5 separate regions of the Mus musculus genome follow, and regions 2, 3, 4 and 5 are each linked to region 1. The links are chromatin loops, found by intact Hi-C in ENCODE. Cell type or tissue: left cerebral cortex. All regions are shown on one strand. Region 1 holds the start of Mapk8 (mitogen-activated protein kinase 8). Region 2 has its middle 9.7 kb from the start of Ptpn20. Region 3 overlaps Frmpd2. Region 4 overlaps Frmpd2. Region 5 overlaps Arhgap22 (Rho GTPase activating protein 22).

Region 1 (5,000 bases):
CTGAACTACTTTCATACTGAAAAGATACTTTTCAAATAGTGGAAATGCACCAAAACTTGGATTTTTAAACCCATATGCTTTGTGAGTTGGTTAAATACAAGTTAAGATTTAACCTTTCTAGTAAGCACCTCTAAAGAAATTAAGCAGCGCTGAACTACTAGAAATATTTGTAAGATACATTTACATGTTGATTTTCAAACTTAAATCATCGAAACCCTTGTGAAATAATAGTCACAAAAAGATAAATATGGCTCACTGGGTAAAGGTTCCTGGAAGCAGGGGAACCCAGTTCCATGTCCAGACCCCACAGAAAGGTGGAAGAAGAGAATGAAGCCCACACAGTTGCTCTTAGGCTTTCACATGCACACAGTGGCATGTGTGACCCCACCCCACAAAAACATCATGCAGGCACACCCACCGTCATAAGTTTTTTTAAGGGAGATAAATGCAATCATGCTAGATTCTTAATGAAACATCACTGTTGTGTCTGGGTGTATTCATACATGACTAGAGAAAGCTCTTACCTAAAATACTAGAAGTGGACAAAGTTCTCAACTTTGATGACAGAGTACCAAGTAAATCCCCTTTATCTACAAGACACTGTAAGTGTTTCATTTGGAGAGTTTGGAGCATCTCTGACTTTTAAGTATGGCTACTCAACTTTTTATGACTATACACACAAGCCATAATCCTCTATTTTATTAACTATATAGAAAAAAATCAGGAATAGTTAACCTAGAAGTGAAAAAGTGATTCCAAACCCTTTGGTGGTCTTTAACAGGTAACATCCTCTATTAATTTATGATCTAGCCAACTGAGAGTGGTATGTGACACATCTGAAACTTCGTGGAGAATTTAAGGCTTTATTTTAAATTTTTGTCTATAAAAGTCTTTCAATCAACCCAATGAGTATGACTTCCATGCTTGGTGATGGGGAAATGATGCAAAATAGGCCTCTAAGTACCATTTTGATTACTTCGTCAGACACAGAAGTAAACCTTCCAAGTTTAACAGCCTCAATAAGAGAACTGAAGTAACCATTACCAATGATACGAAAATTGACAAGGGGGGGGTGGGATTTAAGAATAAAGGTAGTATATTTAAGCCAAACCTGGATATTCTTCCTAACACTATCCTTGGAAGTTCCAGTCAAATGAGCCAAATACCTTACTTAACATACATCCCTTACATAATCGTCTCATTTAAAGGCACATCTATTCTGTTCCATACTACCCTAATTTTTAAGGGTCTTTCTCTTGGCCTTCACATCTTCTCCACCTGGATACAGCACTAACTGTTGCCAAATGAATGAATGAAATAAACATGTTCTAACTGACCAGGTACTTGGTGGAAGCTGATCTCAAAACACAATAGACCGGCAGACCAGAATTCTACTGAAAAGATCACTTAATTTCAGAAGTAAAAATAGAAACTACCGGACACTGTGCAGTCAACATGATATTAAATTCCCGGTGGGATGGGAAACTTTCGGGAATAACAATGTAATGCGTTCCTTACGGTACTTTACAATGGACTTGGTTCTACCTTGTCTGGACTAGGAACCCAAGCGCAAGACAAAGGGACAGCGGCGGGGGAAAGTCAAAAGGTCAGCGGCAGGCGCCCCTCTCAAGGCGCGGCCCGCAGGCCGGCGCGCTCGCGGCCACCCGGCTCTTCTCGGCGTCGCGGCACTCACGTCCGCACAAAGAAACCGCCCACAGTCAAAACACGCTCCCCGTGGGTGCGGGAGACGTATGCACGGTCGCGTCGGCCCGACCTCCGCGGGAGCACCTCCGAACTTGCCGCCCACCCGCTCCATTTCCCCCCGCGCGACGTGGAAGCCGGCCGGAGCGGTGAAGCCAGGTCGCGCGGAGTGGACCACGCCCCCCGCTGCCCCCGCCGCCCGCGCTATTGTTCCCGCGCCGCCCCCGCCCCGCGCGCGTTCCCGGGAGGGGGTCACGGCCGGGGAAAAGCGGCGGCCGCCCGAGCCGCGGCGCCCGCGCACTCACCCGGCAGTGCAGCCAACGGCGACCTGGAAGCCCGTAGCGGAGAACGGCGCCGTCCTGCGGTGGCCGCGGCCGCTACTCAATCCTGTTCGCGGCTCCGCGTTTCGGCCGCAACGTCCGGCCTCGGCCGCTCCGCTGACTAACAGAGACGCGGGCCGTCAACGCGCACGCCCGCCCACGTCATCGCGCAGGGCCCCGCCTCCGCGCCGGCGAGCGGCCTAGGGGCGGGCCAGCCCCGGGGGCCCGGATTACGAGGGCGTGGCCCCGCGACTTGGGCGTGGCTACACTGGGGGGCGGGCTGCAGTAGCGGAGGTTTTCCCCTGAGGGCGGGGCCGCGAGCAGCGTCTGGGCGGCCGCGTGTGAGGGGCGGGGCCGGGAGCAGCAGGGGGCGGGTCTGCGATGGCACGTGGCGGCGCGTGGCGGCGAAACACCAGTCATAGCTTAAGCCTGCATGGTTGCTAGCCTCGCGGGGAGGAGGGGTTAGTGTTTGAAGGTCAGGCACGCGTGCCAGGGCACACACCTGAACCACGGAGAGTCCTGGTTTGACAGATACTCTTCAAGGGCCTACCACCCACCAAGGAGTAGATGTTCTCTAGCTCCCTGGAAGAAGTTACCTCCTTTTACCCCCCAAACCCTCCTGCTCCAGATTTTTTGCCTTACCTGATTTACCTGCAAGTCCTTGCGGCTCTCGCAAATATTAACTATTCACGGATAAACTGACGAGCCTCGACAATGGATGGAAAGGTATTTAAATCACTATCATTCATGAGGCAAAATATATTTAGCACTTTAAAGAGTTCAAAGGCATTCTCGCCAACAACGGAGAATATCACTAAGAGAAAGAAGCAACACATACATATAGAATGATTCTACGTTTATATAAAATATATTACATGCACAGTATATTAAACTTGGAAAAAAAGTATGACAATTGCTTTGACAGTAGGAAATAAAGGGCAGTCTCTCTTACACCTGTGTAGTATACTGTGATTTCCAAAATATACAAATATGTATTGAGTAAATTCAGGTAGACTGTTCCCATTACATGTTAAAATGGTCTTTCTCCAGGGATGCTATCATGAAGCAAATGTGAGCACTCATTCATTTATTCTCCCCCCATTTTATCTCTCAGCAATTTTTTAATTTTAATTTCTTATTTCTCCAGTAAATATTTTATTGCTTGCCTATTCTCTTAAAGGCAGTGTACTAGCACTAGCAATAAGTAGAACTTATAGAGAATTCTTGTGGTATCAAGATAATAAACTATACACCAAATCAAATCGACACTAAAATGCAAATTAAGGACACATCCAACTATGAAAGGAACCAATGTATTAATAAGGCCAGGAAAGCCTTCTCTAAGGAGCTGCCTCCTAATTTGAGAACAGGTTTGACCAGGGATTATGTCCGAGTTAACTTGATGTGCGAACAAGGAGTTCCAGAACGGGGTAGACTGGGAAAACTGAAGACAGGCCAGCTCTATTGGGACACCAAAGAAGACATTGCAAAATGAGAAGACTGATAAAAACAAAATCCTGTGTTGGAGGTGTTTTTATTACAGGTGTAATGGGAAGGCCCTGGTATGTCTTCAGCAGTGGAGAGCATGATTGTACTGACATCTTGACAAAAAACAAACAAACAAACCTCTTATCACAGAATGCTTTTCTTGATCTCTCAAGGTGGGCCTCTTCTCCCTCTACAATTCTTACTAAAAACTTTCTTCTCTTCCAGAGTATGTTTCTACTTATAGTTCATAGGTCAAAGGTACTGCAGGACATGTATAGATCCCCTGTGGTGGCAAAGACAGCACCCTTTTGTTGGGGTTGGTCTTGTGCACTGTGTATTCAGATGCTGAGTTCTGCACCCCAAGATCAGGCTGCAGTCTGAAAGTGGGCATTGTGCTGTCAAGAATGCTCCCCAGTAATCTCTGATTGGTGAATAAAAGGCTAGAGCTTGTGTCTGGGCAGGGGACAGAGGAAGGCAGGACTTCAGAGAGAGTGAGTGGATCTCAAGTAGAGACCAAGAGGAGGACAGAGGAGAGGGAAGAAGGAGGTCGCCATGAGTCAGGATGGACCATGAGCACATGGCCAAGAGAAGCTGAGGACAGACATGGAGCAGAACCAGACTCAGATGGCAGGTGACAGGGCATTTACCTTATTATTAATATCCTAACGGTGGGGGTTGGAAAAGCTCAGAACCTGTCCTGCACAGTGCCAGCAGTTTGTTAATAAAGTCTGATGTTTCTGTGTTGCTTACTCAGGAGCTATATGGGATAGAGTGGGGCAGAACACTCTCCCCCCTCCCCCATAAAATTACCACTCTACCCTCTTCCTGGCCTTTTCCTTCGGATGACTTTAGGGAAGACCCACTGTTATGGCTTCCCCTGTCTGTTCCATTGGCAAATCTCTCCTTATCCTTGAGATGCCAAACTGCAATTCCTACCAGATGGGCAAGCATGCATTCTATCAATAACCCTTGGCAGAAGGATGCCTATGAATTTCTAGCTTTTGCCAAAAGTACCTCAATTAGAGGTTGGTTTTGAAACTGTTCTTTATGGTGCCAGTAAGTGACAGGAGCTTCTAACACCCAGTTAAAGAACCCTTGTCTGTGGGAGGCAGGATTTTGAGGCCCTCAGCAAGCAGGTATGATACATGTGCCTACTGTCTCATTGCCAGGGCCCTGTAATAGAACAGGATTTGCCTCACCTCCCCAACTCAGAGATGATCCCGGAGGCCCTCTGATGCTAATGAAAAGACACAGAGCCTTCAGGAGAGCAGAGGTGAGAAGACAAATTGTTCTCTAATACAGTAGGATAACCAAGATGAATGATACTCAGTTATGTATTTCTCTTTTTTTGTTTTTGTTTTTTTTTTTTGGTTGTTTTGTTTTGTTTTGTTTTGTTTTTTTACGAGACAGGGTTTCTCTGTGTAGGCCTGGCTGTCCTGGAACTCACTCTGTAGACCAGGCTGGCCTCAAACTCAGAAATCCACCTGCCTC
Region 2 (5,000 bases), 130 kb after region 1:
ACAACATTCTAGAAAAGGGAGATGGAAGTTAAGGAGGATAGAGAGGAGAGTGGGAAGGCGTGTGTTGAGAGATGGCAACAGGGGATCATCCCCACAATGATGGAACTACCCTGTAATATTGGCTGTGGTATTATAGTGATTGTGTGCATCTCTGTGAGGAGAAAATTATATGGCATTTAGCACACATGAGTAAAAAAAATCAGAGAGGACCTGATCAGGATGGATGGGTTACAACCCATCCACCATTGTGGTATTGTATCACAGTTTTGCAAGATGCTACCATTTGGGCAAACTGGGCAGAGAGGATCCTCTGTGTTGTTTATTTCAAAACAAAAAGGTTTAATTAAACGAAGTGAGGAAATTCCAAACTCTACTTGAACTACTCCATGGCTGTCCCCCTATTCTGTCTGAATGGGTCCCGAAGAAAACTACAGATCTATATAGCCCAAGGGCAAAGCCAGTCAGCTGCATCGACTGACTGCATCTGCGTTGCCTATGACTGCTCACCAGTCTGTCTACATAATACTGTGGTACTTGTAGCAGTTTTTCACAAATTAAAATTATCTAAAGCAATTCTTTCTCTTTATTACATGAGGCCTGTTGCAGAATGCAATCATGGAGATAAAAGGAACCAAAAGAATATTGGAAAACCAGTATCTGTTTCATCTTGACATATATTTTTTTGAGCACTCAGTACATAGGCTAAGGAGATGATGAATGTGGGTATGGATATCTATGGGGATCCTGCTTGCTATGGAGGAGATGAAATACGAACACATGAAATAGTATTATATCCACAGCTTTGGTGCCAGAATGATGGTACACAAACCATCATATAAACAACAGGTACATTTTAAACTTAAAAGAAGTTGTCTACCCTAACCAGAGGGGTGAACCTTGAATGAGGAGAGTCATGTGTTATAGGGCATGGGGCAGTGGAAAGTTGAGGTAGAGGAGGAGCCAATGGGTGGGGCGGATTATGAGTGAAGAAGCTTGGATTCTCAGTTGCTGTTTGTTAGAGAATTCATATTGGAGAGAGTAATCGGCTTTATGCACTAGAGAAACAATTGGCAAAAGGAAGACAGGCCCAAATACAGTCAGACCAAATGATAATGGACTGAAACCTCCCAAAGTGAGAGTCTAAATAAACCTTTCCTCTTTTTGAAGCAGATAGTCTTAGATATTTTGCTACAGTAACAGAAAGCTGACTAACGCAGGGACTATTGAAGAATAATCTATTTGGTGATAGGTTTGGTTCTACACACTTAGGATTTGAGATTTCCCAAGATGCAGAGTATCATAGAGGTGAGGTTGTGTTGTACTCTTTTGCAGAGAATGTGATTACTAAGGCCTCAAAGAAACAAGAGCCATGGTTTTGTCTACCAGAGACTGTGTAGAAAGGAATCTAGAGATAGATGTGCTGCACACACTGATCAACTGTAGAGCAACAGTAGGAGCCTGGATGTGAGGTTAAGTAGGCACAACTGAGGGCCATCGGAGGAGCAGGAGCGGGAATGATGGATGCTGTAATCCTCTGCTTATTTTAGACTCACCTGTGGCTGACTGACCCTTGACCCTCCTTTTTGGTAAGAAGTTGTTCAAGATCAACAGGCTCCAAATTCTTTCTGCTTCTACTCTCTATGCCAGTGTGCTCTGACTAGGGATAGAATAGACTATGAATGGTCTTTTCAGCATCATGACATTCTTTTTCCTGTTGGATATGCTTGGCTGGCGGCCCTCGGAGAAATGCCTCTTGGTGGTGATAGAATGAACCACTGTATTTAATTCAGGGGACATATAGGTATTTGGAGGAGTGGGTGTTTTAGAAACATTCCTCTATGAAATCTATAGAAGCAATTTACAAGTAGTTATTTATGCACCCCACTGGGTAAATTCTGATGGCCTTCCCAGGACCTGAAGAGTAGAACTAATGTTAAGAGTCAGCCAAACGAAATCAGTGTTATGAAGGCCAGAGCAGGAAGATGGAGAGAACCCAGGTCTTTGGGACTATATGACTGAGCTTCTGAGCCAAATATCTAGGAGCTCTGCCCTGCAGTGGCTGCTGGAGACCTCATGGTGAGTGATTACCACAGCGGGTGGAGGCCATGTGCAATAAAGTTAGATGTGATTTCCTGCAGGGTGATACCTGAGAAACCAATGAGTATCTTTTACTCAACTCAATGACCTGCTGAACAACTGCAGAGGTGCCAGAACCTGAGTCTGGTGGGTAGGGCATGTGTCTAAGGAGAAAGGAGGGAGAAAGGCCAAGACTACAGAGCTCCCTTACCCACAGGTAGGAATACAGAATGGGGCCTAGCAATTAGTAAGCCAGAGTGAGCCTTATGCTGAAATGGGACTGTTCTGGGTACATTGTGGACCAGCCCGAAATGTTACAGGCAAGAGCCCAGTGGGGGAAAAAAGACACTAGGGCAAGTTTGAATGACACTGGAGAATAACACAAAGAAGTTGCACTCTGTTAAGTTTAAATAATACTAGACAATAAATTGGCAACATCTGAATTCCCTCTATAAAGCACAAGGCTTGGCTCTGACCAAGTAGTAACTCATAGGACCAAAAGCCCTGAGTCCAGCGTGTCTATTAGAACCTGGCAGTGTGCATTTAGCTTTGTGGTGTACCATTATTTTATAGTTAATATGTAGAACTGGATGTGGATATGCAAGAGTTTGTGGCAGGCCCTCATGTGGCAATCTCCAGGCAAAGCCCACAGTTTCCTTCCTTGAGCTTCCACTTGCAGAGAAATGGGTACATTGAAGCTGTAGATGGGTTAGTCGCCACCTAGTGGAACCATCATTTTATATTCATGGGGTATCTGCCATCTGCCAGGCTCAGGGACTAGGCATCCAGGAATCCAAGGCGAGGGAAGTGCATGTCCTCCTGTTCTTTAAATAAAATGGTTTTCAGTCTCTGCTGGGACTTTTATTGAAATTAGACTTCGCTCAATTTATTTTTATAGAGTCTTTTATGGCAAGTGTCTCAAAGCCGGGCAGGAAGAAAGCAGCACACAGAGAGGCCACACAGCTTCTTTTAAGCTCATGGTTCTCATCATCTCATATTTAGTTCTGGCTGTGAAGAATTCCATCCCAAAATAAACTGAGCAGCCAAGCAGAGGCTCGCACCAGGGGTGCTGTGGATGGTAAATGTCACTCAGGGGATTATTCTGTTTCTGTGTCACTATTTCTATTTTCCCATTTCTTCTCCTATGACAGGCTCCCACACTGGTCTGGGATTCACTCTGTAGCCTAGCCTGCCTGAGTCGCAGTCTCATTTTCTCTCTCTCTCTCTCTCTCTCTCTCTCTCTCTCTCTCTCTCTCTCACACACACACACACACACACACACACACACACACACAAACACTGTGGTGGTTTGAATATGTTTGGCCTAGGGAACGATACTATTAGTAGATGTGGCTTTGTTGGTGGAAGTGTGTCATGGTAGGTGTGGGCTCTAAGACCCTCATCCTAGCTGCCTGGAAGCCAGTCTTCTCCTAGTGGCTTTGAGATGAAGATATAGAACTCTCAGCTCCCTCCTGTACCAGGTCCGCCTGGATGTTGCCACATTCTCACCTTGATGATAATGGACTGAAACTGTAAGCCAGTCCCAATTAAAATGTTGTCCTTTATAAGAGTTGCCTTGGTCATGTTGTCTGTTCACGGCAGTAAAACCCTAAGACACATTCTTTCCCACACTGTGTGTGTGTGTGTGTGTGCGCGCACGTGTGTGCGTGTGTGTTTTGTGATGTGTGTGTATGATATATGTTGTATGTAATTATTAATGTAGATGTCCCCACATGTATGTGGACATGTATAGAAGGTAGAAGAAGGTGTTAGCTCATGTTCCATATTTATTCATGTATTTATTCATTCACTCATTTTTGTTGATTCATTCATTTGTTTGTTTATTTATTCAAGATCAGGAGTTTCACTATGAGCTTTAGGGACCTGCCAGTTCCACACCCACCCCTAGTGTTAGTATTTTAAACATGTGCCACTGTGTCCAGCTTTTCACTTCCCTTCTGGGGATCTGAACCCAGGTCCTCATACTTTTACAGCATGTACTTTATCAGCGAATCTCTTCCCCAACTTGGCTACAAACTCTTGATCCTTCTGCATAGAATTCCTGAATGCTGGTATTAAAGGTGTTTATTACCATCCTTAGGTTTGTGTCAGTATTTCTTGCTTTTTATTACCTGCTTTTCTAGGCTCTAAGCTCTGGAAAGCTCTGACCTTGAGCTTAAGCATGGGCCTTGGAGACTATGAAGAAGAACTATGCCAGCTATGGAAATTTGGCCCAGGCATAGGTTTCATTGTGTGATACAGACTTTAAATCCAATTAGGTTTCTTTCCTTATATCTAATTTAGTTCTATTGTTCTGCTGAATGGACATAGTTGTCGGCTCTTTGCAGGCAGGTCCAGGTGAGAGGAGAGAACCTGGTCTAACCCGGCCTGTTCTGGGCTGAGCGGGATGGCAAATATTGATGGCCCAAAAGAAACACACCAGGTCGGGAGTCTTGTCAAAGCAGGAACTCGCTTTAATGTGGCAGCAATTTTCTTATATAGACAGTGCAAGGAGGTGGGGATAGAAGTATGGGGTGAGATGACATATGGGGTGGAGTGAGATGATGAGGGGTGTAGGGTGATATCATGGGGCCTATAAGAAATTGATACATCAGTGGTAGTTAGGCGGAGGCAGTCTCATTCAGGGCAGTAGGTCGTGCTGAGTCATTCTCAAGTGAATAACAGGTCTTGAAAATCCAGCCAGGCTCAGGTTTGTCCTCAAGGCCCAAACCAAGGCCAAATTGGACCAAACACATAGTGATCAACGGATCCATAAGTTTTTATCTTTAGAGCCATAGATTAGTGTATCTCTCATTCCTCATTAAATGGCAATAAATACAGAGACCACAACTGGTCACATGCAGAGAATAAGTAACTTTGGAGTGCTTAGCTCTAAATGGGACCTTTGTGGGACAATGAACCAT
Region 3 (5,000 bases), 73 kb after region 1:
CATCTGAAAAAATGTTCAGCATCCTTAATCATCAGGGAAATGCAAATCAAAACAACCCTGAGATTCCATCTCACACCATTCAGAATGGCTAAGATCAAGAATTCAGGTGACAGCAGATGCTGGCGAGGATGTGGAGAAAGAGGAACACTCCTCCATTGTTGGTGGGATTGCAAGCTTGTGCAACCACTCTGGAAATCAGTCCGGCGGTTCCTCAGAAAATTGGAAATGGTACTATTAGAGAATCCCGCAATACCTCTCCTGGTCATATATCCAGAAGATGTTCCAACTAGTAAGAAAGAAACATGCTCCACTATGTTCATAGCAGCCTTATTTATAATAGCCAGAAGCTGGAAAGAACCCAGATGCCCCTCAACAGAGGAATGGATACAAAAAATGTGGTACATTTGCACAATGGAGTACTACTCAGCTATTAAAAAGAATGAATTTATGAAATTCCTAGGCAAATGGTTGGACCTGGAGGGCATCATCCTGAGTGAGGTAACACAATCACAAAAGAACTCAAATAATATGTACTCACTGATAAGTGGATATTAGCCCAGAAACTTAGAATACCCAAGATATAAGTTACAATTTGCAAAACACAAGAAACTCAAGAAGAACAAAGACCAAAGTGTGGACACTTTGCCCTTTCTTAGAATTGGGAACAAAATACCCATGGAAGAAGTTACAGAGACAACGTTTGGAGCTGAGACAAAAGGATGGACCATCTAGAGATTGCCATATCCAGGGATCCATCCCATAATCAGCCTCCAAACGCTGACACCATTGCATACACTAGCAAGATTTTGCTGAAAGGCCCTGATATAGCTGTCTCTTGTGAGACCACGCTGGGGCCTAGCAAACACATTAAGTGGATGCTCACAGTCAGCTATTGGATGGATCACAGGGCCCCCAATGGAGGAGCTAGAGAAAATAACCAAGGAGCTGAAGGGATCTGCAACCCTATGGGTGGAACAACGTTATGAACTAACCAGTACCCCGGAGTTCTTGACTCTAGCTGAATGTGTATCAAAAGATTTCCTAGTCGGCCATCACTGGAAAGAGAGGCCCATTGGACTTGCAAACTTAATATGCCCCAGTACAGGGGAATGCCAAGGCCAAAAAGTGGGAGTGGGTGGTAAGGAAGGGGGGGGGAGGGTATGGGGTACTTTTGGGATAGCATTGGAAATATAAATGAGGAAAATACCTAATTAAAAAAGAAAAAGAAATTACCCCTCAAAGGGATAGGATCTATTGGTGTAGCTGGGTGTCATGAGGCCTAGCTTTGACCTTAGAGGGGCATTCATGGCACTTCCCTGTGGACAGGGAGACCTCACAGATGAGAAAGAGGATGGCTGAGGTAGAGAATGAGGCTAGGAGCTGGGCAGAGCTGTCGGGAGATTCCTTGTGTGCAGCCTTCTGGGCCCCTGTCAGCACAGCCGTATTGGGTGTAGCTCCCTTCTGTTTCCTCCTCTCTCCTCACCTTAAAGCCATAGCACATCTGTCTCACACACTGGAGAATACCAGGACCATGACCGCTTTGCTCCCTCCACTGTCTCCCATCACTGCTGGCCAGGTGCTGTGGGGCATGGAGACAAGCCCCCCGTGTTCCTATCACTGGTGGGTCCCAGGTCTTGGGATGACAACTGTGTATCTGGGGTAGGCACAGTGTGATAGATGATCAGAGAGACTAGGACCAATGCCAGTGAGCAGTGAGATGAGACAGGAGTAGCCTCTTTGCAGGAACATGAGCATTGGGCATATGAATGGGGAGGATCCTCTAAAAAAGGTTTATGTAGCTAGACCTTCAGATTTGGGGAATAGTCTTTCAAAAGGACATGCCAGGGTGTGTACATGTGTCTGTATCTAAGCCTTCTAACTTAGGGCAAAATATTCTCTCCATGTGTTTGTTTGTTTGTTTGTTTGTTTGTTTTTGCCTTTAAGAAGAGAAGTGATTGAGATAAACACTGGAAAAGCAGGGTTTTGCCTTTTCTTTTTGGCCAGTCACCTAGGAAGATGAGTCCAACACCTAATACGGGGGGCAGCGTCTAAGTCCCACCAGAAACACTCCCTAAACCCCCTAGTCCAGCCTCATACATGTTCCCTGTCAAGAACATTCCCTTGGTGAGGAACACATGGAGACCTCAAAGTCTTCAGATGATGAGCAGCCATGAGCTGGAGAACTGAGCTGAGATCAAGGACTTCACCCTGCAGGTCACTACTGTGGGGTGAATGTGCTTGCAGCCTGTTCAGGACTGAGCTTCATGTGAGGGCTCGGTCTCATTCTCCCTCCACTTGTAGACAGATCCATGAAAAGTGACTGTAAAAATAGCTACCATCTTACAAGCCTAAGGCTGAAGGGTTTTTTTTTTCTTCCTAGCTTCACAAAAAACATTGGGCAGATTTCGATCATTTGCATGCAATGTTCATTCATGTTGAGACACACTCTGGCTCCTACTCTTTCCTTTGGTGGCCTGACATAGTGACTAACTCATAGGCTGCCTGTTCTCCATACAGAGTGTTGAAAACAATTAGCTTTGCACCCATGTGAAGCATCCGTATCACAGTTTGAGTTTGTCAGTGTTCTCCCAAATGTGAAGAAAGCATTTCCCTGTCACGACACCTCAGAGAATGAACACACTTGCATTTCGATATAGTCACACTTCTATATGTATTTTTATATGTATATATGCATTTAAAATCGGCATATATTACTTAAGTACTTCTATGTATTCATATAACCCTGCATTGCAAAAGAATTGAAAATGTACTTTGAGTCAACACATATTCTCCCTCAGCACTATATTCCATGCCTTATAAATAATTCCAATATGCAATACTGAAATTAGTATTTTTTCTGTACCTATCATTGGCTGTATTTCTGTTTCATTTATTAGGGGCAGAATCTCATATGTGGGGTCACACCAGTGTTGGCAGTGCTCAGTTTAACCACTGAGGCTACATACTGTGGAGGCATCTTGTACCCCTCCTAGGTATTTCTTGTCCCTCTAACCAGGATGTCAATACCAGCAGTACCCCAGAGCCACAGAGCCTAACACATGGCTGCTGAGCCACAGAGAGTCACTAGATAGTTAATTATAGCTCCTCTAGGCTCTTCTCTTCCTAAAAAAGAGGAAATTATTCTCAGGTGGCTGCCTGAGGCTTGGTTCACGGATGCTGTACTCCGCCAATTCATTTCCTCCCACTGGCAGCAGACTTGGCAGCAGCCCAGTGTGGGCACTGTTTAACACCACCCTCAGTCTGGCAGATCCACAGCTGTGGGAGTGTGTGAATCCCTGAACAACCTGTTCAAGGTTAGCCCACTGTTTTCCAGGCGTCCTGAGTGCTTGAACTGTCCCCACTGGGCTAGGCATTGGGATTGGGATGTTTTATGTAGAAACAATGTTGGAATCACATTGGTTACATCCTGTGGTTTTTCTACTCAGCGTCTAATGAGTAATGGATGCATCCCCAGGTGCTGCATGTGCTTTGTTCTTCAGTGCCGGGGAGGTGGCAGGACAGCAAGGGACAGTTAGGATGGCTTGGTTCCAATCTCACTTTGTTCTCTGCTGCTGGGGGAGCAGGGGACCATGGTAGAAGGGTTGAGGAAGGGCACCGTGGGAGACAGGAGACAGGTACAGTGTTTTACTTTTAACAGATTGAAGATGTCCTAGAAAACATTATGTGTATTTATCTATGTTCCTAGTCTTTAGGGATGCTCTGAGTTTTAGTTGTTGAGAGTGAATTCTTGGAATCAAGCAGACTCTTCTATTCAGATCCCCATTCCTGCCTCCAAGGAATTTAGACTCACTACTTGGATCAATTGAATGATTTGTCTCTCAGATATAGGAGAATGTATTTCTGATTTTTCTCTAAGCTTACTAAAGTAAAAGCTGGAACATCCTACCCACTAGCAGTAAATTGTTCTGATATGTGTAGTACAAAGAAATTGAAGCTATTGTTCTTAAATCGAACCACATACATATGGCCGCATCCATATTTTGACTTGGGGATGTTCCAAAAGAGTCTGAATCCTAAGAAACACCTCTTCACCATCTTTATATCCTAGTGTCCTATATTAAAGATATGTGTCTCAGATGCTCTTCCTGGGATTCCGCAAATGAAGAGTTCTTTAGGTTCAAAGAGAAAAAAAGAAGGAAAAAATGTCATCATATCCATGGTGTAGCTATATTCCAGAGTAAGAAAGAATTGTCTAGCCGAATCCCTCTTCACCTTGATTAGCAATGATGGACCTTTTTCACACAAGGGGTCAAGGGTCATCATTTTGAACTGGCGACTTCACAGGTCCTAAATTGGCCTTTTCTTCCCTCCAGATTGTTCAGCAACTTCCAGAATATGGAGTCCTGGTTCACCGTGTTTCCCCAGAGAAGAAGAGGCCAGAAGGGAAAATGGCCTTGGGGGTCTGCACCAAAGGCATCATTGTCTATGAAGTGAGAGGCAGCCGCAGAATCGCAACATCCCAGTTTCCATGGAGAGAAACTGGGATGATTTCAACTCATGTGAGTGAAGCTTAGATGATAGCCACCCATGCCTCCCTTTCTCTTGATCTGTGACCATTTTAAGTGCTAGATAAATTTCTCTTGATGTATTCACATACAACCTGTGTTCTGGTACACGGATATATTTGGGAGGATCAAATACTTAAGCAGATGGGGGTTGGGCGATCCCCAGGAAGCCTTTATTTTTCCCTCATGCTACCCCTTGCTGTCTTGCTTTTAGTCTCTATAAATGACCTATAGCCTCAAGTGCTATATTTTTCTCCATGCGCTCTCCCTAACTCAGGGGAGTCCATCTGTGCCCAAAGCAGGGACAACTGGGATCTGAAGGAAAAAATGAAGTGAGGTTAACAGGAGTCTGCAAGGTTGTGAAGCACCTGCCCTGGGGATTTGTGCCTCCTTTGCACACAGTACTCAGGTGCCTGGTGTGTCTCAGACGGACTGTAGGTACCCTGGCAGACGGTGTTGGATGGCCACTGAAAT
Region 4 (5,000 bases), 84 kb after region 1:
CCTGGTGCTTGCAAGACTGAGAATTCTCCCCGGCCCCCAGATGCCAGACATCAGTTTCAATGCTACCTGGAGTGGGCTTGAAGTCTTTAATCAGCCCTCTTTGCGGGCGGGTCTTGAGCTTTGGGGTGTGCTTGGTCTTTCTCTGAGCCTTTGCTTACAGGACTACTCTTCTGCTGCCCAGGGTCTCACCCCAGTGACTTTCCCCTTAGTTCAGGATGCTTCTTGGGTGTTTGGGATGCTGTAACTAACCTGGGCTTGAGCCCTTCAACATCCAGACAAAATCAGATGTTCATCAGCTGCATTCCTGACATCACAGTTATCTTGTGAATTTCCCAGTGCACCGTGGCAGTGGACAGACACTGCCCTCTCAGAATGCCAATGTCTTTGGGACATTCTTGGCAACAGAAAGATGCAGTTTTGACCAAGGCCTTGTTAAACTAAGAGATCTTTTAGTGAAGTCTCATTTTTGTCTAAGTAATACAAATAGTGGAGTGTGGTATTCCTCATGACCACAGCCTCATTTTCAGTGTCTTGCCAGAGTCGTTTCTTAAGCCTTCTGAGAAGGGAGAAAGGATTGAAGCTGAGGGCCAGCACTTCCTTCCTTCCTTCTTTCTTTCTTTCTTTCTTTCTTTCTTTCTTTCTTTCTTTCTTTCTTTCTTTCTTTCTTGGTTTTTCGAGACAGGGTTTTTCTGTGTAGCTCTGGCTGGAACTCATTCTGTAGACCAGGCTGGACCCGAACTCAGAAATCTACCTGCCTCTGCCTCCCAAGTGCTGGGATTAAAGGCGTGCACCACCACTGCAAGGCCAAGGGCCAGCACTTCTAATGTGTTCTTATAGGATCTGGCAGGAGACTCTGACTTCTGGGGCAAAGTAAGCTACGTTGATATCAAAGATTGTATTACACAGGGAGAGCCTGATCTGGGATGCCTGGTGCTTTGTTACAGGACTGTTTGCAAGGGCAGGCCTGTGAGGATAAATGCAGAATGAGCTGGGACAGCTAATTTTGTCTAGGCCCTGCTGGAGCTTCGAGTTGCACAAGTTAGAACTGGTTCCTGGCTCCCAGTCTATCCGCTCAGAGACCATCTCATCTCTCTTCCTACGTTTCCAAAGCATCTTTTATTAGCAAGTACTTATTAGAAGAACTTTTATTTGGGGGCTAGGCACAATAACTCCCCAAGTTAGCAGGGGACAGTTTTTAAGTCTCTCAGTGCAGAAAAAGAGCTGGGAGAGAGAGAGAGAGAGAGAGAGAGAGAGAGAGAGAGAGAGAGAGAGAGAGACTGACTAATCATGGTCAGGAGTGTGTTACTGTATCAAGAGCAACGAGTGAAGCCAACGTAATCTCATGTGTATGACTGTCTTTTCCCCCCAATTCAGGTCAGGATAAGTTTGCACAAATAGCCAGCTTGAGTTCTGCACACCAGACACAGGCCAACCCTATCACTTGGATTCAGAAACTGTCCTGCTCAGAAAATGAGTTGTGTGTACCCAGGTTGCAGGATGCCACAGGAGGCCAACTGGGCACATCCATGGAGAACAAGCAAGGTTTCAAGGAGCCTGGGAAGGAGAGAATCGGAAGCAGGTAGGCTTCATCTTTCTTCAGAGCCCAGACCACCAGGCATGTGGTGCAGTGGGCCCAGCTGTACCTGGAGCTTTAAAGTCTGTGGACTTTAATGCCTAAGAACATGGATGTTCACCGGGTTGCTATTAACGAGATCCAAAGATGGCCCATAGGCCACTGTTTAAGCTGACTGCCCTAGGGCTGGATGCTACTCTCATATTCTTCTGTTCAGACCTTCTTGTAGAGAGAGAACTACTGGTGACAGGAAGCTGAAGAAGGTAAAATTAGCAAATGCCAGTAATGCACTGCTGGGCTATCATAAGCCATGAGTTATTATAAGCCATGAGTTATCATAAGCCAGGTACAGCTGGGTGTGGTGGCACACACCTTTAATCCCAGCACTTGGGAGGCAGAGGCAGGCAGATTTCTGAGTTTGAGGCCAGCCTGGTCTACAAAGTGAGTTCCAGGACAGCCAGGGCTATACAGAGAAACCCTGTCTCGAAAAAACAAAAGAAAACAAAAACAAAAACAAAAAAACATAAGCCAGGTACTGCTCTGGGCATCTGTTCCCCAGCTGACTTAACCCATACAATGCTGTGAAGTTGTTTGTATTATTTTCCCCCATTTTCCAGAAGGGGAAACTCAAGGGCTAGGATGCAAACACAGCAGCCTGTGCGGGAGATCATACTTGACCCCTGACCTGCCGCACCTCTCTAGCCCCACAGCTCGTCATCCAAATTCAAATGTGAATGCAGAGAGCTCCTAATGCAGGGTTCCAATGTAAAACAATGATCCATACATTTAAAAATAGCCTAGAACTTGGATCACGCTTACAAGTCAATTACATAAATAGCACAGATTTCCAGGCTGCTTACTGTGGAGGGGGTGGCAGGATCTGCTTTGGAGGGAGATGAGGTATACATCTGCTTTAGCAGGAGGAAACAGATGATTCATTTGAACTAAAATATACACATATACACAGACACCTTAAAGTAATGCTTAGGAATTATTGACCAATTCTGCCGATGCAGACACACCTCTCTATGCAGTGCAAACGTCAATCCATATGGAGGAAGCAAACCTCACTGTGAGTCTCCATGACAAAGTGCCCCAGGAATAGCGAAGCAGACTGGCGGCCATCCTATTATCCTGCTTCACAGCTTCATGGCTTAGGAAAGGAGGCAGATCTCCGCTTTGTGTACTATTGAGGGCATGATGGTCTTCGGAGGGTGGCCCCTGTATGGAGGGGATTAGGATACTCCATGCTGGAACCCTCAGCCTCCTTTGCAGCCTCAGGCCCTTTCCACACAGTGGCTCCATTGAGGGTCTGCGCTGCTGCTCTGAGCTCTGAGGACCTAAAAGCTTGCCAGTGGCCATACCACGTATTCCAGAGCCAGCACACCCTCACTTCTGCCATCATTCCTGGGCTCATATAGATCAAAGGGAATAGAAATGGGCCTCATTTCAATGTGTGAGTGTCAGTGGGTTTGGCGCCATCTTTTACCATATATTTATTAAAATGTAAAGAAAAACAGAAAATGCAGAAGAAAGCCAGAGTGCTGGCTCTCGGTTGCTATAACAAAATCCCTTCAGGCAAATAAACTTAAAAGGAGGTAAGGTCAATACTGGTTCACAGTTTTCAGTCCATAGTCAACTGACCTTACTGATTTGGGACCAGTTGCATGCCATGACAGGAGTATGTATGTGGTAAAAGAAGCTTATTCATTTATGGTGGGTAGGGGAGAAAGGATAGCGAGAGAAAGGAAGTGGGGTTCTACTACCTCATTCCTCTAAAGGTCTCTGCTCATGTTTGGATATAAAGTGCCTTCCAAAAAGGTTCATATACTGGAAGCTTGGTTACTGCCTGGTGATGTGAATATGGGAAATGTTGGAAACTATAAGGTGTGTGATTTAGGTAGAAGCATGTCCTTAGGAGTATATTGTCCCTTGTCCTGTCAGTCCAACTGGAGTGGTTTCTTTAGAATCTACTACATGCCTGTCCTGTCCTGGGTAGGTGCTGTGGATTCAGTATTTGCAGCAAAGACATGGTCCATGCCTCCTGGTGCCCACAGATAGGCAGAAATGGCAGGCCAGATCTTGTGGGAAAGAGCGGGTCTTGCTGATGGTATGCAGGCTACAGTCAGAGTGGGAATGACTGGCAGCCTGTGGCATTGACCCTAAGGGGACCCTCATCACCCATGCCATTCATAGAAGTTATTTACACAGAGCTTCTGAGTACAGAGATGCTGTCCACTTGCCTCTGGTCACTTCTCTGAAGCCTTTTCCTGACTGCCTGGCAAAGGGCTGGCTTCTCTGCGGCTGCACTGGCTCCATCTAAGACAGCCTCTCCCTGTGTGTGCCCGTCCTGAGAAGCACACGCTCTCATCCGTCTGCTCTAAGCTCAGAGACTCCCAAGAATAGCAATGCGCCAGTTGTATCCTCAGCTCTGAAGCCAGAATGTGGAAGTTTTCAGTAAATGGATTTTGAGAGGTTGGCATTTTAATAAGAAGAAGAAGAAGGAAAAAAAAAACACTCTTGAGGTAAAATACACAAGGCATAAAATCATAACCATTTTATGCTTTCTATTTGGTTGTTTCTAAGGCAGTGACATTGGATACATTTACATTGCTGTTGGGCCTCACCACCCTTCTGGGGACTCCTCATCTGCCCATGTAGAAACCACTTTTCGTCAGCACTCCCTCCCACCCGAGCCTAACCTGCTACCCAGTTCTTAGCACCCACTATCTACTTTCTGTCTGTGAATGTGACTCCTCATGTAATAGCTGACTTATACCATTGTCCTTCTGAGACCAACAGTAAGTTTTGGTGGATTTTTAACAATTGAGAGACGGTTTCCTGGATGGGCCAGATTACAGGAGCCACAGAAACCCAGGCCAGATAAGCAAGCCCTTGCTGTTCTTCAAAGGGCACCACTGCATTCCCAGGCCTCACTCTGGTCCTCCTTGGGTTCTGGGATTTTTCCTTTTCTTGAGCCTGTTCGACTGCCAGTGTCTCTCCCTGTGTACTTGGTTTTGGAAGACTGATGCCCTCCAAATTCCCAAAGGGCTGGCCCATCTCTGACTCATACACCCTTGGTTCTTTGCTGGTTTAGGGCTGACCCCTAGTGGGTTTTGGTCAAATTGGGTTGCATTTTCTGCAAGGCCAGAGTCAAGGGGAATGAGGCTCCTCCCAACTTGGAAAGAGTTGCTTTGGTCTGCCTCCCAGAATTGGGGACCCAGAGAGGGTCCATGGGCAGCTGCCTGCACCAGAATCCCTTCCTGATGTCCAGGTATGTAACCAGTGTGGTAAGGATATCAGGGACAGGCTAGATAGCACTACTTTGGTGGTTGGCTGCGCTGGAGGCCTGCTGCTGGCTGTTCCCAAGATCCGAGCACCCACATATTGGTGTCAGTTTTTCTTAGGGTTTTACTACTGTGAACAG
Region 5 (5,000 bases), 130 kb before region 1:
ATGGGGGCCCCCTCCGCACCCCCAGCCCAGAGAGGATTGAGTCTAGAGCCCTACCAATTTAAATGGTCCTGATACTGGCTCATTTCCAGAGAGTTTAGGATCACACACAATTTGGGGTGCAAAGCTATGTTTAGGAAACTGTATTTTAAACCAAATTCTGTGCTTAGTATATAATATTTTTCCATTGTAGCCTAAGACCCTGGGCCAAATTTAGGAAATACCATCCACCCATCCATCTGTCCATCCGTCCATCTTTTTAACTAACCATTGACCAACATACATTCATCTGTTCACTTCCATTCACATCCCTTTAGCCATCCATCCACCTATTAATTCATCCATTTACCTCCCCACTTATTCTTCTAGCCAATAGTCAGGCTCTACCCACCCAACCTTCTATTCAATTATTTTTCCATCCATCCAGCCACCCTCTCACTCATCTATTCAATCAGCTATCCATTAATTCACCTATCTGCATGTCCATCTGCTTATCCGTTAATCTACCCCCACCTATCCACACACCTATCTGACCATTAACCCACTAATCCATCCATTACTCTTCCTCCACCAACCTTTTCACACATCCATTCATCCACCTGCTTGGCTGGTCACCTCTTTCTCAACTCCCTGACTATAAGCAAGTCTGCAAGTCTCTTCACCTTCTCAAATTTCAATTCTTTTTTCTTCTGTAAATGGAATACTATAGCAGGTGCCTAGTGGGGTTGTTTTATAGTTAACAAATATTAACATCTGTGAATTGCACATAGTAGGAAGTATCTACTGAATGCTATTTTCCTTTTCACTCAAGGATATCATACAACAGGAAAACTATAAAAACCACAATATATAACCAGGAATTAAAGGGTTTGAAACCAAAGGCAGAAATGATAGAAGCTCCTGACTTCCTATTTGTCTGCCCAACTGCCTAGGAGCTAGTATTTAAAACCACTTTGAAAAGTAGAGTGTCCCAAAATATATTTGAACGGTTCAACTGGGACGCCGACTCTCAGTTATAGGCTCATTCGAACGATGCGGCTTTGCCACTTCCTCTTAGAAAGATAAACAAGAGACCTCCAATGGCCACTATGATGTTTTCTTTTAAATCCTGCTTCCCAAATGTAGGACTTGGCTGTTGAACAACTCCCCCAGGGGCTTGCTCCCCCTCGGATGCTCTCCCTGAATGCTGGGAGCTCCAGCCTGGAATTCCTGGGGCCTCATTAAGCTGTCTGTGACGAAGTGATCTTGCCTAGTGCTAACTGTATAAGTGACTTGGCAGCAACAAGAAGTCAGGGCTGGCTGGCTTTTCTCTGGTGCTCTCTTTGTAAGCTCCTTCCAAGTTCTGAGTAAAAACATTCTTTCTGGATCTGCTGCGGACACCCTGAGACTCTCCCAAAGCCCCATCCAGGTTTTCTAGGGAGTCAAAGAGAGGGAGGCAGAGATCTGCCTGCTGCTGTTAATCTCCCTTTTGAATGAAGACTTGGGAAAACCTTTTCCTGGCTTGCCCCAGTCAGCAATCCTCCCTGTCTGCTTAGCTCTTCTGCCCACACTGGACAGCTTTGGTCTCCCAGCACACTGTACCACACAACCCTCCCTGAACAACTCTGTGCTGGGAGATGAAAGGAGAGGTCCCAGGCTAGCCTAAGGCCACAGCCCTGCATCAGAGCCAGGCAGTGGCAGATGCTAGTGGGGTCTGCAAGAAGAAACAACAACTGAGCACTCTTGGCAGGGGGTTGGGGGCTGGGCTTATGAGTCCATCCCCAACACCACACAAAAGTAAGCAGAAAACATAATGAACCTGTGCCAAGCAAACACATGAGAGAATATGATTAGTCTCACTTGCGTGTTACACAGCACATGAATACACCTTCCTGGTAGGAAACAAGCCTCTTAAAATCCACCCCTTTTTTCACCCCCCCCCCCCCATCCCAAAAAGAAGCAAGCCTGGATTTCCACCTCCCAAGTGTCTAGAACACCTGGTGGTGTTTTACCTGGGCACATCAAGCCCCTCTCAGTAGATCCACCCCAACTACCATGCTCCACTTTATCACCATGCATTAGAAAATTCCTTTACTGAGAAACATTTTGCTGGCTCTAGTGTTAAACAGTTGCCAGCAAGGCTGCAATGAATGGCCCCTATACATAGTTTCCCTAGCCATGTGGACAAGAATTCTTGTGGGGCACAAACTAGGGAATGGAGTTGCTGGGTCCCAGGGTATTAGTATTTTTAATAGGGAAAAATATATTTATTCTCTCTCTCTCTCTCTCTCCCTCTCCCTCTCCCTCTCCCTCTCCCTCTCCCTCTCCCTCTCTCTCTCTCTCTCTCTCTCTCTCTCTCTCTCTCTCTCTCTCTCTCTCTGTGTGTGTGTATTTGTGTGCAACTTTTACATTGAGCCAAGTGATCTTTCACAGGGAGAAACAGTCCCAGTAGGATCAACCATCTACCCAGTGCAAACTTTTTTTTTCTTGTGACACAGTTCAGGTGGGCTGAGAAAAAGAGCCAGGTGGCTTTAGACCACACCCCCTTTCCGTCTAGCAGAAGGCTGAGGTGACTGTTTAAAGGATGCTGGAGGGGGAGGAGCCATCCTTGTCGCGCAAGGACACTTCATCCTCTTGCGCCCAGCGATCTGGCTTCGGTGGTCGCGCCGCCCTTGGTGGGCTCTGAAGCGGACTAGGAAGAATGTAGTGATTGACTCAGCGCCCCCTGGCGGCCGCTGGGTGCGCTGGGCTCGGCGCCGGAGGAGAGTAACGGGCCGTGGGGAGGGCGCCGTCCCGGCCGAGCATAAAAGCGGCGCGCGGCGTGATCTGCGCGTTCGCGAGGACCAGGGAGGGAACGGAGTCCCGGTGCGCTCCACGAGCCCAGCGGGCTAGTGCGCGCCAGCCGCGCCGCTCCAGGGGTGTCGGCGGGGGCGGGGAGCGGAGGCGAGCGGCCCGGGAGCGGCGGTGCCATGGGGCTGTGTTGCTGCAAGGACTGGAGAGGACACCTGCGAGCGCCCAAAGGTAACTCCGGGCGCGCACGTGCGCCGCGCTGCAGCCGCAGGCACAACCCCCGCCCGGGTCCCCACGTCCTGCTGCTGCCCGCACCTGCCCGGCTTTGCCGCAGCTCCCGGGCTCTAACTCTCGCCGGGGCCTCCCCCTAACTCCGGGACGCGGGGAGAGAGCCAAGGGTACGCGCGGAACAGCGCAGAGTGGGGATCCGGGGCAGTCGGTGGGCATGAGCGGCAGGTCCATCAAGTCCACCGAGGCACAGGGCTGAGGGGTCCGAGGAGCACGGCAGTAGCAGACCGGTTCCCGACGGGGACAACCGGGCCAGCGCCTGCGACGCCTGTGCGGCTTTACCGCCCGGAGGGGGCGGGCCATTCATTCTCCTCATCCGCCTCTGTCACAGACTTGGACTAAGGGGGCCTGACTCAGACTTTTCCAAAGTCGCAGCGGAACCTGCGAGCGGAGCTGCTTCTGGAATGTAGCCGGCTTGGAGAGGGCCCAGAGCTGAACGCTCGGGACACCAGCGGCTGCCCGAGGTCCGGCCTCCCTAGGCTGTGGCCAGAGCCGTCTGACTTAACCCTTGCCGCGCCGAAAGGAGCCCTTCTGGTCAAGGGGCACATCCCTTTATTTCACTTCCCAAACTTGCCCAACCCTAACACCCTTCCTGCCTGTAGTAATCGCCTAAAGACCTGAGAACTGAAAGTTTCAGGAATGCCCTATGTGAACCTCTGAACTCATAAAGGAAGGGAGAAAGGAAGGCTTGGTTGTCGCTCTTAGAATAAGTCCTGTTCATCTGCAAAGTATAGGACCCGTCAAACAGTGTGAAGGACTCTTGCTCGGGTGATTCTTACTCCGCAGAAGTCCAGGTTTCTTCCAGGAAGGGCTTGGGGTGGCCCACAACATGACAGAACCGACTTGACCGCAGGAGTTTAGACAGGACCCGGGACCCAGACCTGCAGCCAGAACCAAATGGAAATGTCTAGATTGCGCTGTTACGGCTGTCCCACTGCAACCGTTTTCCTTAGCATTTGATTTTAAAAAGAAAAATGAAAGAATGTGGCTTGTGGGGCTTCATGCTTGGGGGCCCGGGCAGAGAGCCAACTTAGCCAGGGCAACAATGGGATTCCAGGGGAGGGGCTTGCAGCTTGCTTTCTGCGGGCAGGTCAGAGTCCAAAGGCAAGGATTTTGTGGGGGCGGGGCCTAGGTAGGTCTCTTTGGTCTTTTCTGACCCCTTCTCAGTAAACAAGGCTTGTGTGAGTCTCAGGGGCAAGGGTAGATCTGCAAAGACTTGCTTAGGGCAAGTCATGTGTTCAGTGAGCACCCTAGAAGGAGCCCTGGGGGCACCTCCTGCTTGTAAGGCTTATCTAGAACAATAGAGCCCCCACCCCCCCATCCTTGGCTATGCCCACCCCAGTGAGGAGCAGCCTGGCCTGGCAGTGTCATCCTACTGGTCTCCACCACCAGGGATGAGCCGGAGCTGGAAGCAGGAACCCAGTGAGAATGCTTTCACAAAGGTCCTTCTGCCCCTGGAAATAAATGGGGCTGGTTGCGTTTAGTGTTATGGGATGCCAGGGTGGGCAGCCAGGAAGTGCCCAGCAGGAGGAGGAAATCCATGCAGCTAGAGAGAGTCCATGGCTCCAGAAAGGCTTCTACTTTTCTTCCTCCACCTCCTCCTCTTCCTCCACCTCCTCCTCTTCCTCCTCCTCTCCTCCTCTTCCCCTTCCTCCTCTTCTTCCTCCTCCTCCTCCTCTTCCTCTTCCTCCTCCCCCCCTCCCCCTCCTTTTCTTGAGACAGAACCTCACTATGTAGCTCTGACTGCCTTGGAACTTGCACTGTGGACCAGGCTGCCCTCTGACTCACAGAGATGCGCCTGCTTCTGCCTCCCAAGTGCTGGGATTAAAGGCGGGAGCCACCATGGCCTGCAGGACTCGGCTTCTTAATGTAAAAAAAAATCTCCAAATGTTTTTACAAACTCTTGACTCGTTTAACACATGTGAATGCGTGTGGCCCATCTGGTG

The links. Hi-C counts contacts between places; a loop is a spot of excess contacts. Peaks named below come from ENCODE experiments on the same cell type or tissue, not always from the same donor. Only the 100,000 strongest peaks of a DNase experiment are listed, where the experiment ranks them.
Region 2: a loop joins it to region 1, with 4 times the contacts of the local background. A loop is called at or near these places in 2 of 42 quality-filtered maps.
Region 3: it touches region 1 in a loop (4-fold over the local background); 5 of 42 quality-filtered maps call a loop at or near these places.
Region 4: a loop joins it to region 1, with 6 times the contacts of the local background. A loop is called at or near these places in 5 of 42 quality-filtered maps.
Region 5: it touches region 1 in a loop (2.6-fold over the local background); 3 of 42 quality-filtered maps call a loop at or near these places.

What each region holds. Positions count from the first base shown.
Region 1 is chr14:33,445,009-33,450,008 of GRCm38, forward strand. It overlaps Mapk8 (mitogen-activated protein kinase 8), which reads right to left and starts at 2,150. Exons shown (of 12, transcript NM_001310454.1): 1 at 2,007-2,150. In left cerebral cortex, a CTCF peak has its summit at 2,101; DNase peaks (open chromatin) are centred at 1,742, 2,256 and 4,517; H3K4me3 peaks cover 2,064 bases; H3K27ac peaks cover 1,396 bases.
Region 2 is chr14:33,577,069-33,582,068 of GRCm38, forward strand. No RefSeq gene overlaps it. Among named protein-coding and RNA genes, the nearest start is that of Ptpn20, 9.7 kb to the right of the region's middle. In left cerebral cortex, a CTCF peak has its summit at 2,789 (motif pointing left); DNase peaks (open chromatin) are centred at 2,888 and 3,061.
Region 3 is chr14:33,518,495-33,523,494 of GRCm38, forward strand. It overlaps Frmpd2, which reads left to right. Exons shown (of 30, transcript XM_017316244.1): 14 at 4,335-4,520. Among named protein-coding and RNA genes, the nearest start is that of Frmpd2, 37 kb to the left of the region's middle. In left cerebral cortex, no CTCF peak of the experiment used is centred here; DNase peaks (open chromatin) are centred at 2,479 and 3,223; H3K27ac peaks cover 2,057 bases.
Region 4 is chr14:33,529,054-33,534,053 of GRCm38, forward strand. It overlaps Frmpd2, which reads left to right. Exons shown (of 30, transcript XM_017316244.1): 16 at 1,375-1,579. Among named protein-coding and RNA genes, the nearest start is that of Frmpd2, 48 kb to the left of the region's middle. In left cerebral cortex, a CTCF peak has its summit at 4,673 (motif pointing left); DNase peaks (open chromatin) are centred at 2,491, 3,958, 4,244 and 4,630; H3K27ac peaks cover 3,547 bases.
Region 5 is chr14:33,316,936-33,321,935 of GRCm38, forward strand. The region is part of intron 4 of Arhgap22 (Rho GTPase activating protein 22); the gene reads left to right. Among named protein-coding and RNA genes, the nearest start is that of Gm41130, 87 kb to the left of the region's middle. In left cerebral cortex, CTCF peaks have their summits at 2,704 (motif pointing left) and 2,903; DNase peaks (open chromatin) are centred at 2,736 and 3,361; H3K4me3 peaks cover 1,217 bases.